2 separate regions of the Homo sapiens genome follow, and region 2 is linked to region 1. The links are chromatin loops, found by intact Hi-C in ENCODE. Cell type or tissue: CD14-positive monocyte. All regions are shown on one strand.

What was found. Hi-C counts contacts between places; a loop is a spot of excess contacts. Peaks named below come from ENCODE experiments on the same cell type or tissue, not always from the same donor. Only the 100,000 strongest peaks of a DNase experiment are listed, where the experiment ranks them.
Region 2: a loop joins it to region 1, with 2.4 times the contacts of the local background. A loop is called at or near these places in 7 of 110 quality-filtered maps.

The regions. Positions count from the first base shown.
Region 1 is chr11:124,068,147-124,076,146 of GRCh38, reverse strand. No RefSeq gene overlaps it. Among named protein-coding and RNA genes, the nearest start is that of OR10G7, 31 kb to the right of the region's middle. In CD14-positive monocyte, CTCF peaks have their summits at 4,413, 4,613 (motif pointing left), 6,433 and 6,639 (motif pointing left); DNase peaks (open chromatin) are centred at 4,616, 5,036 and 6,586; H3K4me3 peaks cover 2,784 bases; H3K27ac peaks cover 771 bases.
Region 2 is chr11:124,270,855-124,278,854 of GRCh38, reverse strand. It overlaps the pseudogene SLC5A4P1. Among named protein-coding and RNA genes, the nearest start is that of OR8G5, 18 kb to the right of the region's middle. In CD14-positive monocyte, no CTCF peak of the experiment used is centred here; no DNase peak of the experiment used is centred here.

The DNA.
Region 1 (8,000 bases):
GGCCAAGCTACCCTCCAGCACAATCCGGCACTGAGGGGCAGGCAGAGCATCCGGACCCCCTACCCCAGGCTGTGAGGAGGCGTGGCCAGGGCTGTCTGCAAGCTCCAGGAGGCCAGGGGAGCCCCACCCTCCCAGGCACGGGACTCTGGCATTTCTGCTCTCTGTACCCTCGAGGACCCGGAAGGCCCTCCCGCGAAGGCTCAGGGTTGTCTGCTCCCACTGCCTAGCCGCTCGCCACTCCTGGCACCCACTCCAATCTCAGAGCAGGGTTGGGGCTGAATGAACCCTGGAGCTGTCACAGGCCGGCTGGGTGTAGCCGGGTGTGTGCACGCTGTGGGCAGCACTGATACACCAGCCCCCTGCTGCCTCGGCCCCCTCCAGACTTTGAGCATCCAGGAGCACAAAGGCTGGGTACGGGGGAAGCTGAGTGGTGGGGGGCTGAGGGCAGCTAGGTGCTGGCCTGCAGGTGCCCCTGGGGGCTAGCAGCCTGGGCGGCATGGACAGTGTCAGGAGGCAGACAGACTCCTGGGTGGAAGGGGTCAGGTCCCCCAGGGAGGGTCCGAAGGCTAGGGGCCAGGCTGCTGGTGGAGTGGGGTCTTGTGGTGCCTTTTCCAGACCTGCCCATGGCCACCCATGGACCAACTGGCACACACTTCCTCTCCTCTGAGGTCCATAAAAGCCCTGGGATCAGCTACAGCAGGGTAGATCAGAGGATGGAGAGGTGACAGGATGATCAGCAGCAGAGAGGAGTTACACTCTCTGCTGAGAGCTGCAGAGGCAATGGGATGACCTGCTGCAGAGAGGAGCCACCACTCTAGGGCCTCTTCTCTGCTTAGAGCTGCAGACAATGGGAGGACCCGCAGCAGAGAGGAGCTACCCTCAACACTTGTTGAGATGACCTCTAGCAGAGAGGAACTACCCGCTCCCTAGGAGCTGAACACTTGTCAGGACACTCCGGCTGCAGAAAGAAGCTCCCCACTGCAGGTCCCCTCTGAGCTGTTCTATAGCTCAATAAAGCTCTTCTTCCTCTTACTCACCCTCCACTTGTCTGCATAACTCACTTTTCCTAGTCACAGGACAAGAACTCGTGACCCAACGAATGGCAAAGCTAAAAGAGCTGTAACACAAACAGGGCTGAGACATGCCCCTTGCTTGCTCCCTACATTGCAGGTGAAGAGAAGGAAAGAAGAGCTGTGGCCCTTTGGGGATCCCAGACCTGGGAGCTCCCCCACAGGGCTGTGACTCCCTCTTTGGGGCCCTGCAATCTCCAAGCTTCCAGGCACCACCATGGTCCCCAGTGCCAGCTGTGGAAGCTGCTTGCAGTGCACCTGGTCTGGCCACAGCCTTGCAAAGAACCAGCACCCATGCCGGCACTTGGAGCTGCCCACCCCACTGCAGCAACCAGCCTGTCTGACTGTGTGCAGTGGCCAGACCTCACACTTGCTCACATACCCTTCACCGCTCCCACCTTACTCGCCCTTGGGAGACATGGGATCAAGGCCAGTAGCGTCAGCCAAGCACAGCCTGCAAGGCCAAGTAGGCAGAATGAGCCCAGTGGGCCCCACCAAATCTCAAGCAAAGGCGCCACTGGTCACAGATGTTTCCGGTCAGAAAAGTGACACCCCAAAGATCCCCTAACAGTAGACCTTCCCCACAATTGTTTTGCTTTGTTTCTTATATATAAACAAGCATTGTACCTAAGGTGGACGTAATTCTTCCTTTTGCTTTTGGGAATGTCCTGCTCTGCCTATGGAGTGGCCATTCTTTCATTCCTTTACTTTCCTAATAAACTTGCTTTTGCTTTACTCTGTGTATTTGTCCTGAATTGTTTTTTGCACAAGATTCAAGAACCCTCTCTTGGGGTCTGGATTGTGACCCTTTTCTGATAAAACAATTTAATGTTTTATATTGAAATGTGCTAATGTTGAATTTGTAAAGATACTATCAATAAAGAAAAATACAAACAATAATTGTTTTTAATCTACTGAAATCTATCGAGCAATAACCACTCAACAATTTGGTGATCATCTTTCCACCAAAGACACACGCATATGCTACACACACAAATTTACACAAGTAAATAACATTATAGCTATGATACTATACTCTAATTTTCCTATTCCCTAAAGCTTTTTCTCACATCAGTAACAGATAGCTGCCTCAACTTGAATGACTATAAAAATTCATTTTATGAATAAGTCAAATTATTCTTAACCCATTAATAGAAATATTTTTCTTTAAGAGTTTACATTAATGAACAATCACTTTAAACTATCATCTCAACTAAGACACTTATTTCATATGTATGGTTCATTCATATGTGTATAATCTTGGTTATTTCCCTGCTTTATAAACGCAAAGGAACATAGTTATATTCTTATGTCTTTTCCCAGATTATTTTTACATCACTGTGAAAGGAAAACCTTTTTATATTACTTGTTAAAAATTTTTCTGATGGTCATAAGTTTGGGATTAAGCTTTCAATTTTGGGGCTTTCCTGCCCTCCATCAGGCTCATTAGATCAGATGTATTTCACTGCCATCATTTTCTTTTTTTCTTTTCTTTTTCTTTGGAGATGGAGACTCACTCTGTCACCAGGCTGGAGTCCAGTGGTGCGATCTCGGCTCACTGCAACCTCTGGTTCCCGGTTCAAGCTCCCGGTTCTCCTGTTCAGTCTCCTGAGTAGCTGCGGCTAGTGTTCTAATCTTTGCAAAGGTAGTTCCAAGAAGAGGAAAATAGTTCTGTCTAAAAGAATTCTTTGGAGTATTTATAGTTTCAGAAAAATAGAAATTTATGTGTAAAAACTGAAACTAAGGTAACATATTATTAACTAAAACAACCAGATAGCAAAACATATTTTAGAGATGAAGCATTACATTTTAGAGGACGTAGAACAATTTTTCCAATCAAGGTGAGTGTCCTAAAAGTTTGCATTATTAAGGAAAGTTCAAGGGGACGATTTTATAAAAATTATAAAGAAAAGAAGTGCAACACCGTACATTTTCTCAAGGCCCATAGTTTTGTGAATGTTTTCCTACATCATTTTATCAAAAAGGTTCTGACAATTCCAAATGCTATTTACTGCTATGGTGTTACGGGAAGGGGAAATCTTTTCTCTTTCATTTTTCTGAGATTCCTAATTGGTAGCAATTGTTAATAAAAAAGGCAAAAAATCTTAAGACTAAGATCTGGAGATAAGCAAGTTTTCACAGAAAGAAACTTAAAACTTTGAAAATAGTGAAAAGCGCAGGAGGAATTTTAACAAATGCAAAATGAGGAATATAATAGGATGTTTTTACTTGCAACCAGGAATTAAAATGGAGGAGAAAGTAAGTTGTTTCTTACCTCTATCAGTTTCAAGTTTACTTAGCGTTTTTGATTTGGAGAAGAAAGGAAAAGATATACGTCAGAGATCTTTTAGGTAAAGCAAAATGAAACAAAAATATGTATGAGTTATGGGAAAATAGAAGAAAGAAAAAGGAGGCCGCAAGCAGTGGCTCACGCCTGTAATCCCAGCATTTTGGGAGGCCGAGGCGGGCAGATCATGAGGTCAGGAGATCAAGATCAGCCTGGCCAACACGGTGAAACCCTGTCCCTAGTAAAAATACAAAAAAATTTAGCCAAGCGTGGTGGCGCACGCCTGTGATCCTAGCTACTCGGGAGGCTGAGGTAGGAGAATTGCTTGAACCTGGGAGGTGGAGGTTGTAGTTAACAGAGATCGTTCCACTGCACTCTAGCCTGGGTGACAAGAGAGAGACTCCGTCTCAAAATAAATAAATAAATAAATAAATAAATAAATAAATAAATAAATAAAACAAGAAAGAAAGAAAAAGGAAAAGATGTGGAAAAGGTAGAAATAAGTCAGTGTATTCCTGCGGGACTACATAAGACAAAAGGACAAGCACTTCTCTCTTTCCTTCTCCATCACAAACAAACCTTTCCGTCAGATTTAGTGTAAGTTTTATCAAACTGTATGTCACAGAATAGTCAGAATATCCTGTAGCTGGGAAATTCCTTTTATTCTGTTTTCTTTTGTTGAAAGCAAAACTCGTATCACGTTATTAATGCACAATTTCCTGGGTTAAAATTAACTTTGGGGACTCCCTGCCAAAGGAATTCAAGCCCCGCTCTATGGAAGGAAAAAAAAAGAAGTCAAATTCCCTTCTCTGCTAGCTCAGAAGAGGAATGATGAAGGTACGTGCTGAAGCCGATCTGTCGGCCACGTGCTTTTAGCACCAAGTGGTTCTTGTGCAGTCTGTAAACACAGGCAGGGTCCTGTGACCTTTGCCAGCTGTATTTCCATCAAGACTTTCTCCATTCTTACCTGAAACACCTTGTGAACCCAATGGCTGTTTACACACAAAGAGTCGTGGGTCTACTGACACCAATTGGTAAAAATGGTAGCAATTGACTGGTTATTTAACTGGCTCTCTAGAAAGACTATAGCACATGGTGGTGCCATCAGAAATCATAAGCATCACAGACCTCTCTAACACAGTTCTAATAATAATTTCAACCATTCTTTATCCTATTGATTCAGCTCCAGGGTCTTTATTGCAAGCTACTTGTTAGTGAAGAGGAATCTGGTTGTCGGTGCCCCAATAGTGCCATCTGCCGGCCGATGTTAGGTATTTCACCTTAATTCGGAGTCCTGTTTCAAGAGCGGGATTTCAAAATCAAGAGTACTACTGGAAATGGAAATATCATTGCCCTACCAAAATCAGAAATTAGAAGACCTCTAGACACTTTTTTTCCCCAAAGTCATGAACATCTTCCTGTAAATGAAAATTCCTGTAATGGTACACAATTTGTAGATGTGAAAGAATCCTCTAAAATGATCTAGTTCAACCTCTTCATTTTACAAATATTAGAACTAAAGCCATAGAGACAAAATAATTTATTCAGGACCACACAGGCTATTATTAGTGGAACCACTGTTAGAACCCCGGTATTTTGCTGATTCACACATAAGTGCTTTTTAACATGCTATAAGCAGGAAAGATATTTATAGTCTTTCCCACTTCCTCATCTGAGGCCACTATGAAAGAACACTACTATTACTATTACTTTCCTACGCCTCCACCATGAGAACAGTCACACACACACACGCACACACACACACACACACACTCTCATAGTCACAAAAGGATATTCTACTTATAATCAGAAATCCTCTTGAAACAAGAATTAACATTCAAAATGTGAAAACCTACAAAAATAAAATTATTAAAAATAATTACAGCCTTTTTTTAAACTTTATTCTGACAAGAGCATTCTAAAACCTTCAGCAAATAGATATGTCAGCAAGTAAACAGTTTTAAAAATGGAACTAGGCCAGGTGTGGTGGCTCACACCTGTGATCCAAGCACGTTGGGAGGCCAAGGCAGGAGGATCACTCAAGCCCAGGAGTTTGAGACCAGCCTGGGCAACATGGTAAAACCTTGTCTCTACAGAAAATATAAAACTTAGCTGGGCATGGTGTCACATGCCTGTAGTTTCAGCTACTTGAAGGCTGAGGTGAGAGGATCGATTGAGCCCAGAAGGTTGAGGCTGCAGTGAACTAGGATTGTATCTCTGCATTCTAGCCCGAGAGACAGAGCAAGAACCTCAAAAAAGTAACTAAACTTTATTTTTGTATAATTAAACAAATTTGGTTAGGGCTCCATTTTATTCCATAACATGAAGTAGGGTGTGTGAATATGATAGCTGTGACACAAACTATGCTGGCGGTGTAAGATTTCTGCTCTACGGAAGGTAGCTAAATAGACATGAGGGACCAAGCAGAGTGGGTTCTCCACTGGGAGAAAATGTGAACTGGCTAACATGTAATGACCTTTTCACTATAATTTCATAATTCAATTTTTCTGCACAGTACTGATATGGGAGGGGGCAAGGAAGGGCTGGGAGGAGAACGGCGGGTCCCTGGGGAGGGCTCCACCCCTGGACCTGTGCCCATGGAACTAGGGGAGAACAGGCACTCCTGCTTTCAGGTCCAAATGTTGCATTTCCCAAGACCACCCTGGCCCACCATGTCCCCATCCTGTGCCTATAAAAACCCTGAGACCCTAGTGCGCACGGACACAGCAGCTGGACATCGTGAGAAACACATCAGCAGGAGAACACAGAAGCGGCTAGACATCAAGAGGAACACTTCGGTTGAAGAGCACACCGAACGGCACCAGCAGACGCCGGCAGGCCATTGACCAGTGGAATGAAGCGGAGTTTAGCTGGAGCTGTCAGAGGAGAGTCACGCCGCTGAGCTGACTCCATGGGAAAACCACCTTCCCGCTCCCCTTCTGGCTCCCCATCCGTCTGCTGAGAGCTATTTCCACCATTCAATAAAATTTGGCACTCATTCTCCAAGCCCATATGTGATCTGATTCTTCTAGTACACCAAGGCAAGAACCCCGGGATACAGAGAGTCCTCCACCCTTGCTATAAGGCAGAGGGTCTAATTAAGCTGATTAACACAAGCTGCCAACGGACGGCTAAACTGAAAGAGCGCACTGTAACACACGCCCACTGGAGCTTCAGCTGTAAACATCCACCCTTAGACGCTGCCATGAGGTCGGAGCCCCACAGCCTGCCGGTCTGCAAGCTCCCCCTAGAGGTTTGAGCAGCTGGGCACCGTAGAAGCGAGCCACACCCCCTTCGCACACCCTGTGAGGGGGCTAAGGGAACTTTTCCCACTTCAACACATAATCTACTTTGGATGTAATTTAAATTAGTTCATTAAATGGGGAAGCAGGAGCTGAACAAAGAGTGCCATATAGGAAGTTACAATAGATAGAACGAAATTGTTTCATAATGCTTTTATCCCCTGAAATAGTTTATATCATTTCTGTAAGATTTTTTTCACTACATTCATCCATTTCTCCTTTCCTCTTATTCAAAACCACCGTGTTATACCATCCTGTCTCACTGTGGAAATATTCCTTTTCTGTGGCTTAATAAAATTGATTTAGCACTCAACTTTCCATTCTTTCTGCCCACATTTCATAATTTTTCCTCATATTTAGGTAAGATTGGAAAGAATGAGTCAGAACGTTAGACACCTAGAATGGGTTGCTTACACCTCCTCCCTTTAAGTCCTTTATCTTTGCCTTTATTGTATGCTAACCACTCGCCTCTTTGTCCTATATGCTAGAGATCCACAGCTCATTTCCTATGCCATGATTCCTGGTCCCCATGTTATTTCTCTTCTTGCAAATCATCAGCTGTTTCCCTTCTTTGCTCCCAAATCAAATTAGATAGTCTGGCATGTAGCTAGTTCTTTTAGCAGGCAGCCTCACCACCAGTCAGGATATCTGAGCTAGGGTCAAGGAATAGGGAAGAGCTACTCAACACAGCCTCAGATGATAATGATGACACAGACCTAAATGTGTATGTGGGAACCAACGAGTTCTAGCCCTGGAAATACAACCCTAGAATTGGGTGAACGTAGCTAGACAGGGTTTTCTTTTCTCCCACAATTGCACATAAGATCTAAGACCTTACTTAGTCTGTTAAAGGAATGAATGTGTGAATGTATGTGTTGTGTAATTTGGCTCATTAAGCAATTCAGTTTATTAAGTATAACATTGATGCTGATTATTGGACCTAAAAGATGTAAAATGAAAAAACAAAATTGGTTATGTACAGACACACTGCATTTCACTTAATTAAAAAATGCATTTGGCAACCTACATGCCTGAAATACAGAGCTAATAATGTAGATTTCTGTCCACAGGAGTTCACAGTATAGTGTTTATGTGAATTTGGGCTGGGGAGGGTTACATGAACAAATTCCAAACCACTATTTTAAGCTTAATAATAATTATGTTCTAATGAAACTAGTGATAGGAAACAAGAAGAAACCAGTGCAGTTAGGTTGGATTAAGGAGAATATCCCAGAATAGAGGATAACAGAACTATGCTGGTAAGAATGGAATGATACACAGTTTTCTTTTTCTGAGAGCCTATCACAGACCTGATAGTAAGATACTTTGTGCAAATTATCT
Region 2 (8,000 bases), 200 kb before region 1:
GGTGAATCTGATGACTATGAGCCTTGGGGATGGTTGTCTTGTATAGTATCTGGCTGGGGTTCTCTGTATTTCTTGGATTTACATATAAACCTCTAGTGATATTAGGGAAAATTTCATGGACTATATCCTCAAATACATTTTCCAAGTTCCTTATTCTCTCTCAGGAATGCTGGTGAGCCATAGATTTGGTCTCTTTACCCATATTTCTCATAGGTTTTGTTTATTTTTCTTAATTCCTTTTTTCTTTATCTGACTGACTTGATTCAAAGGACTGGTCTTCAGGCACTGAGAATTTTTCCTCAGCTTGGTCTATTCTGTTGTTATTACTTCTGATTGTATTATGAAACTCTTGTAGTGAATGTTCCAACTCAGGAGGTTCAGTTTGCGTCATTCTAACAATGGATATTTTACTTACAATCTTACAATGGATTGTTTTCCTGGGTGTTTGGGATTCTTGGATTGAGTTTCAACTTTCTCCTGGATCTCAATAAGCTTCCTTACCATCCAGATTCTGAATTCCATGACTGTCATTTCAGACAATCCAGACTGGTTAAGAACCATTGCCGGGTAGCCAATGGGCTCATTTGGAGGTGAGGGGACACTCTGGCTTTTTGAATTGCCAGAGTTCTTGTGCTACTTCTTTCTCATCTGGAAAGGTGTATATTCCTTTAACTGTGGTGTAAGTTGAGTGTAGTCAGTTGGCTTCATTTCTGGAAGTTTTCAGAGGGTAAGGCTGTGGACAGGGTCTTTGTAATTGAATTCTTGTCCTTGGTTTCACAGCCCCCGGAGAATTAGTTGTTTTTTGTTGTTACACTTTGGGCTGTGATCCAGTAGATGGCACATAAGAGCAACAGAGGGTAGACCAGCTCTTACTGGAGGCTGGGTTCCTTTGTGTATCCTTGCATTTGCAGCTGTATTCTATAGTGCCAAGGAGAGAGAGGTGACCCCATCTTTCTTTTGGTCCGATTCTGGGCCCAGGTCCACTCCTGGGCCTTTGGGGAGCCACCTCCGATCACTGGCACTATGGCTGTGATTTTGTTGTTGTTGTTAGGTCTTTCAGCCTGTGGGGCACCCTTGGGGAGAGGTCTGGTACAGAGATAGACCATACCCTTAACGAACCAGCCCTGTTGGGGGAGGCCTACCTAGGTCTCATACCAGCCCATCAAACTGTGTGACTTACCTCCTCTGTTTTCCGAGTGTGGGCTACTCCCTCATTAGCCCAGATCCCAGCTCTGTACTCCTGAGCCATGGGCTGCGGCTCTGGGGCCCATGACCTTCTTGTGGCTCCCTCTTCTGGACCCTTGGGGTTGAATTCCCGGTGTGCTGGGGGGACTCAAAGGATTGCTAGGTTGCCAGAATGCACTTAGGTAGAGCAAAGCACCCAAGCTGGGCAGCAGAGACTGCACTGTATACACACTCCTAGGGGGCAGCCAGGCAGGAGCACTGGAAGGAGTTGATGGGCAGGTGGGCCTGCAGGACAGGTGTGCTCCAGTCCCATAGGGAAGCAGGCCTTGCTTTCTCTCTGGGGCCAGAGCCTCTGAGAGAGAGATGGGCAGCCCTAGAAGGTAGGTGCTTATGGCTGGGCTCTATCGGAGCTGACCCACACTCAAAGGTTCCCAGCTGTGTGCCTGTTGCAGCTCTGTCTCCATCTCTGTGTAATCTTCAGGGAGACCCTTTGCCAGCTCACATGTCCCTAGGGCTGTGGGATCCCCTGCAGATAAGACCCCAGAGGTCCACAGCGAGAGCAAGAAGCCCCCCAGTCCCTTCACTCACTCCTTTCCCAGGCACCATTCATGGCCAGGAACCAGCCCTAGCATTCAGGCACCCCAATCAGGGTTCCCAGTTTCCCCTCGCTTCAGCCTTAGGGACTGCATCTTTTCTCCATTCACATTGAGCATTTTCTCTCCCAATAAGTGTTCAAGTTATGTTGGTGTAGTTGAAATCATGTTCTATGCGAGCCAAACTTCTTGGCTGCATCTAGTCTGTCATCTTGCCACTCTAGGGTCATTTTCATTCACTTAAAAAAGTGCCACTTAGGAAAACAAAATAGGGGAGATGAGCACAAAGTACGCTTTGTAATATTCTCTGATGACACAATTTTACCCTCTTAACTGGCACTCCACATATCTCATTTTCATTTCATATTTTAATCATTTTTTAAAAAGTTTCAGAAAAAATGATGTACTTGAAAGAATGATTAAAGATTCAACTGAGAGGTGGTTTGGAGGAAGAGGAGGAGGAGACAGCCTAGCAGATGGAGAATGTTTGAGCAGAGAAGTAAATGGCAAATTGCATAAGATTGTGTTATGAAGTCTAGGCAGGAAAAGAGACTGCTTACACATTTATATTTGGATTTTGGAGGTCCCTAGGAGAACATGTTACTAACATTATCATAAATCAGGAAATAAATGTCTATACAGATGGTAAACCACTAGCTGGAAAAAGTTGATGGTTGAAAGGAGGTCAGTGATAATGATCACTTGGGTCTGTAAACAGATGACATTGAGGTTCTCAGTGTTCTACTTATCATGAGTCCAGTGGTCCTGCGGTTTATGTGCATGAGTGTTACTCACATCCTGCTAACCATGAAGTTTCCCATTCATTAAGATAAAATATCACTTAATCTGTTCTTACAGGTTACAGTTGTTTGGGGCCTACCATTCACTCAGACTAGAAATCCTTTTGTAAAGGAGGTTCTTTGTTTCTCCTGAAGCTTACCTCTTTACCTTTTTCTCTTTCTGACTTTCACATAGATTAACATGCACAAGGACATGTGCAACAGTTTAACCTTAGAAAATTAAGGAACTCTAGAGGTGCATCGGCCAACATGGTAATATATAACAAAATAGAAGATAATTCTGACTGAGGGAAAACACAGTGATATATTGGAAAGATAACAAAGAAACAGGCCGGGCACAGTGGCTCACACCTATAATCCTAGCACTTTGGGAGGCCGAGGTGGGAGGATCAACTGAGGTCAGGAGTTCAAGACCAGCCTGGCCAACATGGTGAAACCCCATCTCTACTAAAAATGCAAAATTAGCCTGGCGTGGTGGCACATGCCTGTAATCCCAGCTACCTGGGAGCCTGAGGCAGGAGAACCGCTTGAACCTGGGACGCAGAGTTTGCAGTGCGCCAAGATCATGCCACTGCACTTCGGCCTGGGTGACGGAGTGAAACTTCATCCCCCTGCCACCTCTACAAAAAAAAAAAGAATAACAAAGAAACCAGAAATCTTATGATTTTTCCATAGCTTCATTACATGATTGCTGCATGAGATCAGAAAAGAGAAGGAAAAGGATCCAGGAGGTAAATTGCAGAGCAGAGGAGGCCTCTGAGGATGACTGATCCGGGCCCAAATACAAATCCCAGTGGATATGAAATATGAAGTAGTGTACAAGAGTAGAGCTGTCTCTATTTTGCTAACGCAATGTACAATGTAATCTTTGGCCTGACAGGTATTTTCAGTGCAAACTAATCTCACCTGACATTTCTCTGCTTTAACACCTTGAATTCATCCCCATCATCCACAGCCTATATGCTACAGTTAAGACTCCTTAACTTTCCATAGTGTTCTTTGGTCATGAAATTTAAGTCGCTTGTCTAGTGTTCCTTCCACCGATCCTTCCTTCCTTTTTTTTTTTTACATCTTAAATACATACAATTTTTATTTTTTAATTATACCAAAATAAAGCTGGAAACAATAATTTAGACCCTATGTTTCTGGTTTACACACATTATAGGGTCACTTAATAGTTTTATAAATTGTCAACTTTTTCTTTTTTGTCTTTTTCTTTTTTTTTTTTGAAACAGAGTCTCGCCCTGTTGCACCCAGGCTGGAGTGCAATGGCGTGATCTTGGCTCACTGCAACCTCTGCCTCCTGGGTTCAAGCGATTCTCCTGTCTCAGCCTCCCGACTAGCTGGGATTACAGGCACCCGCCACCATGTCCGGCTAAATTTTTGTATTTTTAGTAGAGACGGGGTTTCACCATGTTGGTCAGGCTGGTCTCAAACTCCTGACCTCAGGTGATCTGCTTGCCTCAGCCTCCCAGAGTGATGGGATTACAGGCATGAGCCACCGCGCCCGGCCCAACTTTTTCTTAATGATACAAAGAAACAATTAAAGCAAAATATCAAGTCTTTAGTCATTTCCTTAGACAAAATTACCAACTGCTCATCTCCCTTCTGCAACACAAGAAGCTATAAGAAAATTCATAAAATTATCCTTGGTTTACTTATTAATAATTATCAAGTATTTTAGTGGCTCAGAGTTCAGGCAAAATAGCCATAAACAAAGACCACCACCACCAGGAGGAGGATGACATTGATGTTTACTGCAGTCCTCCACAAGGGCCTCTCAGATGACAGCTTCTTTCTCGGGGCTTCCTCCTCCTTGGGCAGCTTGAGCCCTGTCTTCCGCAAACCACAGAATAAGTCATAAGCTTTCTTGAGATATCCATGAGATTGCTCAGGATAATACGTACATTAGGAATAGGTTTTGTTAAGAGGGAGATTCCTAAGACTGCCAGTATAGACTGCCCCCCACCCACCACCAAAAAGAGAGAAAAAAAAAAAGGAATGATGGAAAAGTACAGACAGTGCTCTTAACAGATAATCTTGGGACAGTCACTGGAAGATAAGCAACTCCCTGTTCCAAAGGTGAACTCTGCAATCATATCCGTAAGGCCCATTACAAGTCCAACCAGAATGCTCCCTGTTCACTGACTCTTTCACAGAAGATGGCAAGCAGGAAAACAGCTGCAATTAGAGGCCCAAGATAACTAGCAATTGATTGTGCATAATAATCAGTTGCTGATTTTGAGATACTTGTACCAATGGGACCTATATGATGCTGATGACAGTCGCTAGAAAGACAAATAGCCTGATAAGAAAACCAAATGATTTAAATATTAAACAAAAGCATTTAAGCACCCCTGTTGTGCATTCATTATTGAATTGATTCTTGCTGCCACTTGTCGGTTTTCTAACTCAAATCAAGCTCTTTGACATTACATGAACCCATGCCATGATTAACAATTATGTTAGCAAAATGTCAGTCCCTTCTTTCTCCCTTTTACTCGTGACTATGTCAAATTGTCCACTTCTTTTTGAAGTGCTTCATATCACCCATTTGCTTTATATTCCTTCATTCTTTCATTTCTTTTTTTCCATGACAAATTTTGTTCATCATTAAAAATCTGACTCTCATGTAACCTTCCCTGCAAAGCCTTCTTAGAGCCCCATAAACAGAATTCATAACTCATGGCTTTGTGCTCTTATCACATGTGTGCTAAGCTAATTGCAGTAGACTGTAGGGTGAAATAATTAAAGGAACGTTTGCTGAAGTCAGATTGCCTGGGTTCTAAGCCTGGCTTTGTCTTTTCCTATCTTTGTAACATTTGAGAAGTTATTTAACTTCTCCATGCCTCAGTTTCCTCATTTGTAAAATGCAGATAATAGACATATCTACTATATAGTATAGTTATGAGGTTTAAATGAGTTAATAAATATGTGTGATTCCATTAATGTCTGGTACATAGACATGCTATTATTATTATCACATTTTATTATGGGTTATTATGCCTGGTTCTTCCATTGGTTGGTGAACTCATACATCTCAAAGATCACGGCTAAAATGTCTTTGTAAAATTAACAACAACAATTATGCTTGACACAACACAGGTAGCCAGTAAACTGACTTCAAGAAGATGGCTTCTTTCATAAATGGTTTGAACACATTGGGTGGGTCTTTGAAATTGAAATGGAGGAAAATTTATCTTCTCCCCTGCCTTCCTGGTACCCCCTTCCCTACAATGTGAGCAGAGACTTCTTTTTCTTAGGCAATTATCTCATTTCTTTAATTTCTAGAATAATCTGCATTTGTAAGGATATTTTTAGAGTCTGCAGACACATTAATTTGTAAAGGCAGAATTCAGACGTGCACCTGTAAGGAGGGCTTTGAACTACCCAGTTTTCTCCACTCCTCTAATCTAATATATTGGGAAGAACTGAGATTAGCACCTATGATAGAGTGACCATGAGTAAGCTTCTAGGCTGCGCTTCCTGATTTGCACTGTCTGTTCTTAGGTCTTCCTCTCAGGAGTGTCATGAAGCCGTGTCTTCCACTCAGTAAGCGTCAGTTAATGCGGATGTACTATAAGAATGAACTAAATAATTAGGCCTTATGATCCGTTCTGTTGTGGAAGAAAATCTTAAGTATTTATAAGATTAAAAAGTTTGACCTTTTTGAAAATTTTCAGACTAGAATTAGATTGGAATGTTTTTGGTCAACTCCTGTGAATTTACTTCAATATTTACATATTTAAAATACACAACTTGGTGTTATCTATCTTGCTACACACATATATATACAAATTTATATACATATATACAATATAAAAACATCACCACTTACATATGTGTGTATATATGTATGTATGTATGTATGTAATATATGTAAAATTATCACCACCAAGCTAAGGAACATACCTGCTATCCACAGATGTTTTCTTCCTGCCCCTTTGTAATGCCCTACTCCTGTCCTCACACAAAGAATCATCTGCTTTCTGTCAATATAGATTAATTTGCATTTGCTAGAATTTTACAAAGATGAAATTATATAGACGTACTTTTTTCTGGGGGGTGGGGTGCAGATTTGGCTCCTTCTGCTTAGCATGATTATTTTGAGATTTATCCATGTTGCCGTGTGTATCAATTGTTCAATGTTTTTACTACTGAGTGGTATGGATTTGGATGAATAAACCACAAAGCATTTTCAATTAAGGAATACTTGCGTCATTTCCAGTATTGGACTATGACAAATAAAGCTAATGTGAATATTAATGTACAAGTGTTTGTATAAACATATGTTTAATTTCTCCTGAGTAACTACTTAATATGGAAAGGGTGAGTAATATAGTGGATATATGTTTAATTTTTTAGTAACTGGAAAATTGTTTTTTTAAGTGGCTGTATCATTTTAGATTCATACTACCAGATTGTGATAGTTCCAGTCAATGCACAGTCTCAGCTTATACTTTTAATGTCGGTCATTCTAATTAATAGGTGTACTGTGGTATCTTAACATGTGTTTATTTGCCATCATTATAACAACGGTGATGAATTCGAATATTTGTTCATTTTATGGGTTTTCTTATTATTGAGTTTTGAGAATTTTTGCATATTCTGAATACAAGACTTTAGTCAATGCCTGATCTGCAAATATTTTCTGAGATTTATGTTTTTAATCTCTTAACAATGTCTTAGGAGGAGCAAAACTTTTTAATTTTGATAAAATCTACAGTATCAATTTGATTTTTTTATAAATCATGCTTTTTGAAATGCTTTCTTAAAATGTTTCTGTCTACTTATTCTATCAGTGATTGAGAGAGTGGCATAAGTATCTCCAAAAATACTTGTGGATTTGTCTACTTTTTCTTGCAAGTCTGTCAAATTTAGACATCATATGGAATTTTGATTGCCTTAGAATATCTAAAGCTATCTTGACAAAGAACAAAGGTATATGATATAAACTAAAATGTTTTGAGAAATACTATGACACAGATTAGTGTTGACACACCACACCACCTGGCAGGTACCCCGAGTCCAGCGGAGACAGAGGAATTAGAAAGAGACAGAATAATAATTTAAAAGGCGGGTCCAGGGGACCATAGCTTCCGAGGCTTGCTCACGGCCCTGAGCTCTCGGCCTCCACCCAATTTATTGGTTTACAAGCTCTTTGTTCTTAGGGCAGATGGAAGGGGGAGGAAGGGATGAGGAAAAGGATTAATCAGTGAAGGAGAACTCCTGAGTCATTCAATAAGATGCATAGCAGTGGCGGTTTCTGTGAATTTCCTTGAGCAAAGGCATATGTCTAAACTACTTAAGATCTTTAACTTCTAGGGACTGAAATGGGTGGGAGCAGGTTTCAGGAGGAGCCAAGATGTTTGATTATACTCCACTGCTTCAAGAGAGTGTTAATTCCCCGAACAACCTGTGG